Regions from separate parts of the Homo sapiens genome. Here region 2 is linked to region 1. The links are chromatin loops, found by intact Hi-C in ENCODE. Cell type or tissue: PC-3. All regions are shown on one strand.

Region 1 (2,500 bases):
TTTCTCAGATATATTCCCTGGGAATTATCCTCTGCTGAAAATCCCCAGGGCCCAAGGAGGGCCCCTGCTGGGGAGGATGGAGACACCATGCGCAGCTTGCCACAGCAGGGGTGTGCCAGGGTTCCTGGGGAGGCGCTGCCTGGCTCAGCTGGGGATAAAGGGAGACTTCAGAGATCCGGGGAGGGCCGGCCTGAGGCTGGGCTGTCCCTGTCGGTCCACTCCACTCCTCCAAATTTAACTCCTCTCTCTCTCTCTCAGGGTAAATGGCACAGCAGGTGCCTGCCTGGGACACCTCAGCAGCCTTCTTTGCTTTGTTTACCGACTTAATTCCTTCAGATCAAAGGCTGCCCCTTCCTCCCTGAGCAGGCAGATGGGGAATGACATTATTTATATCAGAAATGGGCAAGGCTCCATGGGACTTCTTCCTTATGCCTGATAAGAGAAAATTAGGTCACTCCCGTGCCTCCCTGGCGTCTGCAGTTGGGTTTTTACAGCCCAGGTACTCACAGGCTCAGGGAAGAGCTCATGTGCACAGTGTGGCCCACCTGGTTCTCTCCCACCCTGAGCCTCCAGTCAATTATTGACCTGAGCAGCCAGTATTAATGGGACAAAATGAGAACATCCTTCGCAGGCAGCTCCAGCCCGGAGTTATCTATCATTTCCCGGGCTTTGCAGCTGGCACTGGGCAAACATGGGCTTGGACAAACAGACCAGCTGCAGGCTCATTAAGCTCAGGGTGCAGGTGGAGGGGATGGAGGCCACAGGGGAGCCGTGAGTGGGCCTGATCCCTCTGAGCTGTGACATCCCCTGAGTCACTATGGCTCTTTCCTTTGCTTCCTCTTGCCCTCTGCCCCCAAAAGAAGTATCAGAAAAAAAGCCACCGTGTACCAAGTGGTGACTCACATCTAGGCAAGGTGCTTAGAGCTTTCTGGGCATTCGTAATCCCCACAAAACCCTATAAAATTCCCATTTTACAGGTGAAGAAAACTGCAGTGCCCAATAGACTGGACAATTTACGTAGGCTCACATGGCTGGTCAGTGGCCTAGCAGGAACGCAGGTTTGTCTGTGTTCTGAGGCAGGGAGGGCTCTTAGCCTCTCAGCTGTGCCGTTTCCCCAGCTCCCCCTGCAGCTAATGGTAGAGATTTCACCTTTCTTCAGGCCAGCTGCGTCTATTACTTGTAAGTTACGGTAACACTGCGACAGGTCCACACCCCTTTTCTTAGAAACCTGAGTGCATTTTGTTCCTGTTTTTCACGTTATCCTGACAACATCCCCCGGGTACCCAGAGGCCTCACTGTCAACTGTCTTCACAGGGGGTGGAAGGTCTGGCCCTTGTGGGGAAGGAAGAGCCAGGTGCCCTCCACCTCTCTGCCCTGGGCAAGTGTGGCTTAGGGGAGGGGCGAGATGCCTCTGGCTGCTCCCACTGCGGAGCCCTTCAAGAGAAGTCTTGATTTCAGCTCAGAGGCAAAATGCCAGGTGCTATTCTGGGGCCAAGTTGGTGAGAAATGGGCATCAAGTGGAAACCAGGAGAGGACACGGCGGGGGTTCCTCTCCGAGTCAGCTCGAGTCCTTGCTGGGCAGATTAACGGCCCTGTAATTTTCCCCAGGTGCTCCCATCACGGCGCAGAGGTCCAGAGCCATCTCTCTGGAAGCGAGCTGCGGTCTCCCTACCGGAGCTGGGGCTGTGGCTAGGATCCTGCCATAATGCAGTAATGACAGGCTGCCAGGGAGCCCCACACGGCCTGGCAGGGGAGGGGGAGAGGAGCCCTTGGCCTCCCTCTCTCTGCTGGAGATGACGCTGCCTGGGCTGTCTGAAAGGGAGACGGAGAACATGCGGGTGCCCGACTTTCTCTTCCCCAGACGGCTAAGAAATTGGACTAGATACAGTCACAGCAGTCTTCTCGCCAATACCTTTCCCCCCAGAGTTTCACTGCCAACTCTTCATTATATGTGGGTGGCTCCTTATCCTCTCTGCCACACGAAGGCTTCTGGGGTAGGCAGCCCTGGGGAACAGCTGTCAGGAACTCCCCACTCAGGCGAGGACCAAAGGCAAAGAATGAAGTGCTAGCAGGGAGGCCAGAATGAGCCACTTGGGGCTCCGATGGGACTGGCGGCAAATGCCACAGTGAAGCACTGAGGTCTGGCCCCCCCGCTTTGCATTTACAGCAGGGTCACTACAGACTAGAAAAAACAGCAAAGAATTCAACTGATCTCCTCGATACCAAAATACCATTAGAATCAGTCATTGGAACTCTGGTATTAGTAATTCTAACTCTACTTAGCGGGGACCTCTGACCTCAGGTCCCATTTACTATTTTGGTGGGGGTGGGGGGGCGTCGGGTTGTCTTTAATAGAAAGGTTAGGTAAAAATATTGCCTGGACGGCTTTAAATGACCAATATTTTTCAAAGTGCTTTCTTTGGCTTAGACTACGGAGGAAATCAAACTGCTTCCAATTACTAAAAATAACAATCTACATTTGCAAAATGAGTTTATATTA
Region 2 (2,500 bases), 390 kb before region 1:
GCCACATAATTCATATTAGCCAAAAGATGGAAACAGTTCGAATGTCTATTAAAAGATGAATGGATAAACAAAATGTGGTATTTACAATGGAATATTACTCAATTGTTTTATTTGTTTGTTTTGTTTTGTTTTTGAGACGGGGTCTCCTTCTGTCACCCACAGTAGAGTGCAATGGCGTGATCTCGGCTCACTGCAACCTCCCGCTCCCAGGCTTAAATGATTCTCCCACCTCAGCCTCTCGAGTAGCTGGGACTACAAGCATTTGCCACCACACCTCGCTAATTTTTGTATTTTTTGTGGAGATGGGGTTTTGTCATGTTGCCCAGGCTGGTCTTGAATTCCTAGGTTCAGGCAATCCACCCGCCTCATCCTCCCAGTGTGCTGGGATTATAGGCATGAGCCACCACACCCGACCCCTATTCAATCTTAAAAAGGAATGAAGTTCTGATACATGCAACAATGTGAATAAATCTTGAAAACATTATGCTAAGTGAAAAGCCAGACATAAAAGGACAAATATTATATGATCCCACTTATATGAGGTACCTACAGTAGGCAAATTCACAGAGACAGAAAGTAGAATAGAGGTTACCAGGTGCTGGTGGGGTAGAAGGAATAAAGAGTTTAATAGGTATAGAGTTTCTGTTCACGATGATGAGAAGGTTTTAGAAATGGATAGTGATAATGGTTGCACAACATTGCAAATGTGCTTAGTGTCACTGAGTTGTACACTTAGAAAAGCTGAGGTGTTGAGTTTCATATTACAGTTTACCACAATAAAAAAGTTAATATTTAAAATACATCTAGTTTTCACCCTTATTGTTTTGTTGATATAAAAAAGAAGCAGCCGGGCATGGTGGCTCATGCCTGTAATCCCAGGACTTTGGGAGGCCAAGGCGGGTGGATCACGAGGTCAGGAGATCAAGACCATCCTGGCCAACATGGTGAAATCCCATCTCTACTAAAAATACAAAAATTAGACAGGCATAGTGGCAGGCGCCTATAGTCCCAGCTACTCAGGAGGCTGAGGCAGGAGAACGGCGTGAACCCGGGAGGTGGAGCTTGCAGTGAGCCAAGATTGCGCCACTGCACTCCAGCCTGGCCGACAGAGCCAGACTCCATCTCAAAAAAAAAAAAAAAGAAGCAGCAGCAAATTTTCCCTTTTCTTTACAAAGTCTTAATTTAATTTCAACTGGGGCTTCTTTTCAAGGTTTTATGAAGTTCTGACCAAAATACTTGTAAAATAACTTCTTTAAAGATATTCCATTCTGGATCACCAAGGATAGCCTGTGACCGGTTTTTGTGTATCCATTAATGCAAGATTCTTGAAGATTTTTCCCAAGAGGGCAGAATTATTTGCGAACACTGCCACAAGGTGGTGATAGAGATTATAAATAGGTGGTAATATTAAATTTCTTTCAAATTATTTCTTCAGAGGGGCACTAGGGGACACTCTTTTACAATATTTTATATATGAGACTGAAAACCACCAATAGTTCTTTAACCCTTAAAGATTCCAAGCTATCTTTACTTGATTTGAGACTATAACCTTCATATCTAATACATCAGTTGTCCCCCTTAAATTTCAAAAAATAAAATGGGAAACAAAGTAGCTCTAAGAGTTTAAGATCTAGTCCCAGCCCATTAAACCATAATACACTACCCACTACTGGGGTAGTTATTAGTCTTAGACACAATAAATAAGAGAAATCATGATTTTCTAGAATAGTTTTCTATATTAGTATAGAATACTAATATTAATAAAACTAATAAAACTTAATAAAACTTACTTTTTAATTTTTAAATTAATTTTTAAATTAACTTTTTTAATTAATAAAATTAATAAAACTAATAAAACTTACTTATTAAAACTTACTTAATAAAACTAAATAGTTTTCTAAATTAGTAGGGTTTTAAAAATTTCTCTATGATCATAGACATTCTGATGTCATTTCTAGGGAATCAAGCTCTGAAAATAGCATCAGCCAATTAGAACACAAGGCATTACTACATCCATATTTTTGCAATGTATGGATGGCCTAGATTAAATTAATATTACCATTGAAAACTCTGAGGCATTCAGGACACTTGCTATTGAGAAAGGATTCAAGCAGGTTAATATTAGCATTTGGTAAATTCCTTAGGAATTGACATTTATAAAAGTAAAATTAAATTTTATACATATATGTATATATGTGTATATATATGTATGTATATATGTGTGTATATATGTATATATGTGTGTATATGTATATATGTGTGTATATATGTATATATGTGTATATATGTATATATGTATACATAGGTATATATGTATATATGTATACATAGGTATACGTGTATACATATGTGTATATGTACACATGTGTACGTGTGTGTATATGTACACGTGTGTACGTGTGTGTATATGTACACGTGTGTACGTGTGTGTATATGTATACGTGTGTACGTGTGTATACACATATACAGATCTGTATATGTATATATGTATGTGTGTGTA

Evidence for each region. A loop is a pair of places that touch in the nucleus more often than their neighbours do. Peaks named below come from ENCODE experiments on the same cell type or tissue, not always from the same donor. Only the 100,000 strongest peaks of a DNase experiment are listed, where the experiment ranks them.
Region 2: it touches region 1 in a loop (9-fold over the local background); 39 of 110 quality-filtered maps call a loop at or near these places.

What each region holds. Positions count from the first base shown.
Region 1 is chr22:29,700,046-29,702,545 of GRCh38, reverse strand. No RefSeq gene overlaps it. Among named protein-coding and RNA genes, the nearest start is that of CABP7-DT, 19 kb to the left of the region's middle. In PC-3, CTCF peaks have their summits at 110 and 1,136 (motif pointing left); a DNase peak (open chromatin) is centred at 905; H3K4me3 peaks cover 1,540 bases; H3K27ac peaks cover 2,290 bases.
Region 2 is chr22:30,087,996-30,090,495 of GRCh38, reverse strand. The region is part of intron 1 of HORMAD2 (HORMA domain containing 2); the gene reads right to left. Among named protein-coding and RNA genes, the nearest start is that of HORMAD2, 8.8 kb to the right of the region's middle. In PC-3, a CTCF peak has its summit at 1,410 (motif pointing right); a DNase peak (open chromatin) is centred at 1,375; H3K27ac peaks cover 778 bases.